Regions from separate parts of the Mus musculus genome. Here region 1 is linked to region 2. The links are chromatin loops, found by intact Hi-C in ENCODE. Cell type or tissue: gastrocnemius. All regions are shown on one strand. Links, peaks and the distances in the headings refer to the core of each region. The heading gives the core; the rest is flanking DNA. Region 1 overlaps Gm29871 (a long non-coding RNA gene). Region 2 overlaps 1700128A07Rik (RIKEN cDNA 1700128A07 gene).

Region 1 (4,407 bases), core at 151-4,150, 67 kb before region 2:
AAACATTTTCAAATAAGTATATATAAGTCACAATCACTAAAAATAATCTACTGCATTCATGATCACTAGAGCAATAGTATGCAGATGCCTTTTCTCTTCTAGTCCAGCACGTAAGGTTACTTATGTTTGTGAAATTATTCTAATTATTTTCTCATTTCAGGGTTCCTCATATTTGTATTGAGAGCCATAATTGTTAAGAATCTGTATACTGCCTGTCATTATGGGAATGATCTCAGAATGAAAGTTCACCTCTACCTCACTGCCTCTAGTTCAAATTTAGTAGGAAGGAAACTGTTGCCTTGAAAATGATTTATATATGATAATCTAAAGATTAAAAATAAAAGACCCATGATATGACTTCAGGGCAAAGGACAAATAAATAACACCTTGCACATTTTCAATCACTTTCTAACTTTTCCTAAAATCATTTTTGGTGCTATAGAATTCAATTCCTTACAATTTGGTGTAAATTTAGCAAATTGTTCAAATAGTCTAACTGAAGGAAAATCAGATCCCCAGTAGAGCAAATGATTTTCTTTTCTTTCTTTTTTCTTTTTTCTTTTTTTTTTTTCAGAAAGTACCAAGACATAATCACAAGCTCTGAATTCTGAGTGCACAAAGGTGGATACAGTAATGGAGTCTGCTCTGTAATCAACAGATTTTCACAATCACTTGCATTCATATGGAACGCCTATGAATCTGTGTTCAACAATTTTCATGATCATCAGGAATCAGAGAAATGTGAGCTATTCAGGAACCTATCAGTAAATTATGGCCTTTACCAGGAATAGATGGAATTCAGCAACTTTATCTCTGGCAACAAAACCCTGACTGTAAAACACAGAAACATTTTACAGTCTTGAGAAAAGCCACCATCTCAGGTTAAAATATCGTCCTGGCCACCCACAGGAGTTTATCAGTTCATGAGAAATCTCTTAAGTCCTGATCTGCAGTGCTATTTGTTCTAAAATGCTTGTTTAGTTGGCGTTGTATCTGCATTAGCATATTCTTGATTTCTTTGGACATGAAAAACGTGGCATAAGCTACAGTATGTCTCTCAAAATAATCATTAAATCCAACTATGACTAGGGAAAAACAGCAAAAAATGGTATGGGTCATAAATGCCATATAACTGTAATTTTCCCACGAGCACTGACTGTTCATCCTGAGCACACACGTTTGATTCCCAGAACCAATATGGCCTCCCCCATAACTCCAGTTCCAGGGCATGAACTTGATCTACAAATATACATGCAAGCATAACGTCATACATGTAAAACAAAGTCTTTTAAAAATTAAATGGCAAATGAGTTAATGGTAAACTGATTTTTGTTAACTCTTTTGACAATATTGAATTCAATGAAGCTTCATATTGAGAGAGAAATAACAAGAGTTCATTTCCCTCTTTCCCATATACACATCTGCATACTAATAAGGTTGCCTTAAGAATTCACACCCTTCTGTAATTCCAGTTCCTGAGGATTCTTGCCCTATTCTGCACCCTGTGGGTACCTGAGCTAACATGCAAACAGATACACAAATAATTTTGAACAATGATAAAAATAACTTACAAATTTACATGTAGTATTTCTTATAAAGTTGATTTAATGAAATTTATTAATTCTGAAATTAATAAAAATACAATTACCGAGATATATTGCTGAATATGGTAATTTCAGTTACATGTATCTGTATTCTTCGAAAGTGTATGTCTCTCTATATGAAGAAACAAAAACTAATTGCACAGCAGCATGCACATTCGCAACAGCTGGAGTGTGTTGATATAAAGAATAGAAAATTTAGATATGAAATATGTAATTCTTTTTCAGTAAATGAGTCTTTGCTCTGTGGGCATCCACCTGACAGATAAAGTCCATACAAATTGAGGAAAACAGAATATATTGATTATAAGTACTTTGAAAATACATTCATAGAAATATCTAGACTCCTTTGAGCAAACAGGGATATCAAACGCTAAGCAAGTTGATACTTAAAGTTCATTATCACACAGACTAGCCAGGTATATCAGGATGCTATAGATTGTGGAACGGATTACAAGATACAGGGAAAAGAAGTAAACATGCTAAGAAATGGCAAGACCTGGGTTTGTTTTAATGTTGATTTGCAAACCCTTCTTGAGGATTTGCACACAATTAGCAATTAGTCTGCTGAGATCTCAGACATTACTTAACACAGAGGCCTGCTTTTAAGAAGTGTATTGTTTCTGACACTGCATTCTCTTATTCTATTTCTGAGCTGCCGGACACATCGTGTTCTCCTCTGATGCTGTCTCCTCTTTCTGAATTCTAGCCAGTAAGGGAGCTGTGGAGCTCTGGCTTCATCCAAACTTGCTCCTTCATTTACATTCCTTCTATATATGAAACCTTAGCTTTGCATAACACCTGCCCACTGCCAACTCGTGAATTTCTGCAGCCCATGCTGACTCACAATAGAGCAGCTGATATTTCTAAGACTATCCTGACTCAACTCCTTAAATAACAGCTCTATAATTTAAAGTCCAGATATTCAACGAAAAAAAAAATAGGTTTCTGGGATTTTTTTAATATTCTATGATTCTTGTCATTCTATTAATTATGTAATATTTAATCATGCAATAGAATCAAAACACTAATTTTTCCTAATTTTTACATTCATTTTAACCTCCTGTACCATTCCACTTTATTTGTAGGATCATTTATTATAAAATTCAAAAAACTACTAAACCTGTAATAGTCTTTTTAATGACACATGTCCCCAGTAAGTTCACATATGTGAACACTGGAGCTCCTGACAGGTGCCACTGTTTTAGAAGTTGACAGAAGCCTTAAGAGGTAGAGACTTGCTGGAGGAGGTACATTGCTGGGGGCAGGATTTAGAGTGTATAGCTTAGCCGCAATTCCAGTTAATTCTCTCTGCTGTGTGAGGCTGATGGTGTGATCTCTTTTTTTTTTCTGTAGATATTTTCTTCATTTACATTTCAAATGTTATTCACTTTTCTCGTTTCCCCTCCAAAAGCCCCCTCCATCCCATCCCTCCTTCCCCTGCTCACCAACTCACCCACTTCCTGGATGCCCTGGCATTCCTCTACACTGGGGCATCAAGCCTTCACAGAACAAAAGGCCTCTCTTCCCATCTAGCTACATATCCATCTAGAGCCATGGGTCCCTCCATATGTATTCTTTGGTTAGTAGTTTAATCCCTGGGAGCTCTGGGCATACTGGTTGGTTCCTATTATTGTTCCTCCTATGAAGCTGCAAACCCCTTCAGCTCCTTGGGTACTTTCTCTAGCTCCTCCATTAGGGACCCTGTGCTCAGTATCATGGTTGGCTGTGAACCTCCACTTCTGTATTTGTCAGGCCCTGGCAGAGCCTCTCAGGAGACAGTTATATCAGGCTCCTGTCAGCAAGCACTTGTTGGCATCCACAATAGTGTCTAGGTTTGGTAACTGTATACAGGATGGATCAGTGGCACAGTCTCTGGATGGCCTTTGTTTCAGTTTCTACTCCACACTTTGTCTCTGTAACTCAGACATGGGTAGTTTGATCCCTAAGATGGACCGACATATACACACTTCTGGTGTTCTTTCTTCTTGAGCTTCATGTGGTCTGTGAATTGTATCTTGGGTATTCCGAGCTTCTGGGCTAATGTCCACCAATCAGTGAGTACATACTAAGTGTGTTCTTTTGTGACTGGGTTACCTCACTCAGGATGATATTTTATAGTTCCATCCACTTGCCTAAGACTTTCATGAATTCATTGTTTTTAATAGCTGAGTAGTACTTCATTGTGTAAATGTACCACATTTTCTGTATCCATTCCTCTGTTGAGGGGCATCTGGGTTCTTTCCAGCTTCTGGCTATTATAAATATGGCTGCTATGAACATAGTGGATCATGTGTCCTTATTACATGTTGGAGCATGTTCTGGGTATATGCCCAGGAGTGGTATAGCTGACTTCTGCTTCAGCTACCTACTTCCATGCTTCCCCCTCTGGGACCCACAACTTCCATAAGTTGCTTTTGACCATAATGTTTTATCACACACACAACAAAAAGTCACTAACATATCTGTGTAAATTTATTGATTTTTCACTAGTGTCCTTACCAAGTCACTACTTTCTGCTATATGAATGACTTCCATAATCCTACATGTCATCTCTTCTATTATTCTACACTACCATCATTCAGAACTGTTGTAATCTTAAATATTTATGACTTCTTTGCAATTATCCCAATTAAGCAAAACGTTTTTCCCTCCAATTTTTTATTAGGTATTTACTTCATTTACATTTCCAATGCTATCCCAAAAGTCCCCTATGCCCCCCCTGCTCCCCTACCCACCCACTCCCACTTCTTGGCCCTGGTGTTCCCCTGTACTGGAGCATATAAAGTTGGCAAGACCAAGGGGC
Region 2 (4,407 bases), core at 89-4,088:
ATCTTTATGTCAACTGTGGTGTGATGTGTGTGTGTATTTGTGAGCTTCTACACATAAAAGAAAACATATGACACTATTTTTCTGTGTCTGGTGTATTTTATTGTACAAGATAAACTCCAATTCAATCCCTTTTCTTGACCGTCAAATGATTTCAGTCTTCCTATACCTCCACTGTGAGTATACTTTAACTCTTGAACTATTGAACCTTGGTGGTAGAGAAAAAGCTGATATAAGCATGGGTATATAAGTATCCGTGTAGTACACTTTTTATATGATAGTTCTTTATTCTTTAAACTACATACTTACTTTCACTGCGGCTGGACACATTTATAATTCCAGCAACAGAACACAGGATTCCTTTCTGTACATCCTCAGGAGCATTTGCTATGTTTTTTTTTTTTTTTTAATTTCTTTTCCTATTTTTAGAGTGGATATTCAGGCCAGGATGAGATGAAATCTCAGTGAAACTTAATGTGCATTTCACCGATGGCTAAAGACATTGACCATTATTATTTGTTTGATTTTAGTTTTTTGTTTGTTTTCTTGATAAATCAAGTAAAAAACCAAATCTTCGACCTGCTACAGGCAGGGTCCATGACCTGCCAATGAGCTACAAGTGTTTTCTATTTCGAGGAATGTCTATTTAAAGTATTTCCTCATTGGTTGATTGAATTTCTCAGACCTTTAATGTTAAGTTTTTACATTGCTATGTGTTTTAGGTAGACTCTGTCTGTCTCAGGAACAGCTGAGCTGGCAATGCTTCTCCTTCTGTAGGTAGCTTCATTTCCTTACTAGGTTCCTTTGTCTTGCAGGGTTTTCATGTGATATAATCCCATTTGTTAATCTTCACTTTTCCCCCTGAGCCTTTTAATAGCTATTTAGGAAGTCGTTGCTAGTGACAATATTTTGAAGACTCTTCTCTGTGCTTGTAATTAGAAGTTTCTAGCTTCCTATGAATGTCTGTGATAGACTTATGTTGAATTGCCTATAGGCTGAGAGACAGAGATCTGCTTTCAGTGGTGCTCACCCAGTTCCTGGTTGATGGAGAAAGGCTGTTATACATAGAACACATGTTTTTGGCAGCTGTGTCAAAAATCAAATAGCTGTCTGCATGTGGTGTTATTTCTGGGTCCTGTCTTCTAATCCACTGGTCTAGCTTTCCTTTCTGTTTTCCTGGCAATATCGGGCTATTTTTGTTACTATCTCTCTCTGCCTAGCATGCTTTGAAGGTAGCTGTATGATGGTGCCTCCAACCTTGTTCTTTGTAACTCAGCATTGCTTCGGCCACATGCAGTCCTGTGTACACGCTCCACTTGTGAACTTTAGGCTTGTTTTCACTAGTTCTGTGAAGTCTGCTGTTGGCTTTGGGGAGGAGCCTTCCATCTTCTGATGTCTTCTTTGGTTCTTTTTCTTGATGTTCCATGATTTTTCCATGTGGGGGGGTTATTCCTTCTCCTTGGTTGTATCTGTTTCTCAGTTTTGTTTGGGAGACTGGTATTTTTAATGACTTGCTTTCTTTATCAGTGGGGTTACAGTAAGGCTACTGGTTCCGATGTGTTGTCTTGGCATCCTGCTACTTTGGTGAAGGTTTTCATCAGCGCTTAGACTCTTATGCTGGGTTCATTAGGACATTAGCCGTCTACAGTAATGGAATCTGTAAACAGGGATACTTTGACTCTGTGTTCACTATTTGCCTCATTTTCACTTCCCTTCTAATCCTATTTCAACAGCTAAGATCGCTAGTCTTATAGTGAGAGTGTTAAAAATGGACGGTTTGTCTTCTTGTTAAGTATACAAAATAGGCTTTCCATTTCCCCATTTGATATGCTGCTTTAACATTCAAAGTTTTACTGAGTAGCTGCTAATCATTTGATGAAACTCAACTGGCATATGTGACTAGTGCGCACAGATTGTTTAAAATGAAAACTACATTTCATATAGAAACAAATTGTCTATTAATTCAATTCTGCCCTCGCTCACATAAATCCACAGAGCTGCAAACTTCCCTTAAACACAAAACAACACTACATCTGACAAATGGTCACTTCAATAAGCCTTCTATCTTTTAAACCTGAACTAATCCATACAGACAGTGTAATAAGTTCAGTGGCTCACTGTAAAGTATTTTATTTCTGTAAGGTGTTTTTTCTTCTTGGTATTTGACAGACTTAAAAGAAGTAATATAAACAGTGTAAAATAGCATGTGGCATAAGTACATGCAAGTTGTTCTAATTCTAAATTCCTATCCTGTTATGTCACTATGGCTACTCCATCTAAGAAGATTTACATAGAAATTTCTATGTAAACTTTCCAGATTAAGATTTTTAAAGGAATTTACTTTTACTTGTATTTTAATACATTATTTCCCTCATATTATTTATTTCAAGTAAATTTACCTGTTATCGTAGAAAATTAAACTTCTAATAAATTTTTATTTGTGAAAAGTGTTTTCCTTTTTCTTTCTTTCTTCACCCCCTCCCTCCCCCGGTTAAAAGAAAAGCAATATGCCACAAGCTTTTGCAGTAGCACGTGCTTGGACTGCCCTCTAGTGGTCTCTTAGTCACTAACACCCGGTGAGTTGGAAGGAGGAGGTCTGGGGAAATCACCAACACACAGGCGTAGATATATGTTCAGCCAAGAAACTGACTTTCATAGCAGATAAGAAAATGGCCTCCTCATACAATTCTTGAAGGATATTAAAGATCAAAATTTCTTATAACATTATTGTTACTTTAAAAATATTTATTATTTGTGTTGTATTGTGTAGAAATCATAAAAAATGACTATTGCTTGAAACAAACAAACACTGAAGTTGATACAAAGAAATACTATCGGCAAACCTGGGCTTCTGAGAACTACCCTCACCACATTGCTGCTGCTCACAATGGCTCCCCTTCTGAGTTATTTTAACTTTTAATTAACCCTGTTACTTTCTTACACTCATAAAGAATTATCTAATGCAAGATGGCCTAGTTGGCCATCATTGGAAAGAGAGGCCCATCGGTCTTACAAACTTTATATGCCCCTTTACAGGGGAATGCCAGGGCCAAGAAGTGGGATTGTGTGGGTAGGGGAGTGAGGGGCGAGGGTATGGGGGACTTTGGGGATAGCATTGGAAATGTAAATGAAGAAAATACCTAATAAAAAAAAAGAAAGAGAGAAAAAGAAAGAATTATCTCTAGATGTGAGAGTTTAGCATTTAAACCATTTGCACTCATGGCATTTATTACAGCTTAACAATAATTCAATAAGTGAATCCTAGGTAAAAACAAAAAATTTTGGGATCATTCATAACAAATGCTAATCATAGAGCATCCTTTTGGGGCAGAATACTGATTCATTTTCATGTACTGTTTAAAAAATATTCTCCAACTTTTGTTTGCTAACTAGAAGGAATTTACAAACAATATCGCCTCATACATTTTCTGTGTGTACTTTATGGGCAATATTTACTTCTTCACGTCTCTTAGAATTACACTAATATTTTATTTCCTTTTACCTCAAACTGTTAATAAGGATATGTTTTGTATGTTCAATGTACTAGTTTAAACTGTATGAAGAAATTGAAACTATATTTCCTTTAGTTGCAGAGAATTTAATCAGAATATTAGATAAATAATGAACATTATATATAACAATAGACATATTTGAAACGTTTCATCATTGAGGTTATACTTTGCAATTAAATGTCTTTTTTTGCCTTCTTAGAAAACACTACAGAAAACCAAGAAAACAGGAAAACTTAAGGCAATAGGGGAAATTACTGTGTTTTGTAAGGAGCATATAAAATAATCCTTTCCAAAAGTGTAACTCACGTGAACATTTTCTAAATGTTCTCCTTGATAGAAATATTTCCTAAAGGGAGAACTTCAGACAGCTCTCTGGTGGATGCATTGGTAATGATGGCATAAACCGAAGATTTAGAACAGCACAAGAGTTACAAAGTATGCACTGTACATAAGCTATCCTTACTATCCTAATACACTTTAGATTCTATATGTAATGCAGCAAAAAATAGAAGCACAATATACATATGCTATGTAAAAAGATTCGTGGACATATTTCACCATCACATCATCTCCCCCCCCCCCCACACACACCTGGGTTTCAGATTTGAAACTACAAAACTATGTCCTTAAAAAAATTAATATGGCCCTTCTGGTCAGCTCCAGCACTGGGTCACCTTGGGCACCCAGGTGACACCCCCAAGGTCCCTAGAGGACTCTCCATGAGATCTTAGGACACAACTTCTGTTCCATTCCAATCGTGCAGGACCTGAGACAGCATTAGGGAAGCAGAAAACCCGGCCTGACCAAGGTCACAAGTCCCTTCCAGACTGTACCAGCACCTGGTCACCTAGGGCAAGGAGTCTGCAGACACCCCCAAGGTCCCTAGAGGACAGCTTCT

The links. A loop is a pair of places that touch in the nucleus more often than their neighbours do. Peaks named below come from ENCODE experiments on the same cell type or tissue, not always from the same donor. Only the 100,000 strongest peaks of a DNase experiment are listed, where the experiment ranks them.
Region 1: a loop joins it to region 2, with 5 times the contacts of the local background. A loop is called at or near these places in 13 of 42 quality-filtered maps.

Annotation. Positions count from the first base shown.
Region 1 is chr14:106,505,062-106,509,468 of GRCm38, reverse strand. The region is part of intron 3 of Gm29871 (a long non-coding RNA gene); the gene reads right to left. Among named protein-coding and RNA genes, the nearest start is that of Gm29871, 20 kb to the right of the region's middle. In gastrocnemius, for the core only: no CTCF peak of the experiment used is centred there; no DNase peak of the experiment used is centred there.
Region 2 is chr14:106,437,639-106,442,045 of GRCm38, reverse strand. All of the region lies in intron 2 of 1700128A07Rik (RIKEN cDNA 1700128A07 gene), which reads left to right. Among named protein-coding and RNA genes, the nearest start is that of 1700128A07Rik, 47 kb to the left of the region's middle. In gastrocnemius, for the core only: a CTCF peak has its summit at 2,549 (motif pointing left); a DNase peak (open chromatin) is centred at 2,549; H3K27ac peaks cover 646 bases.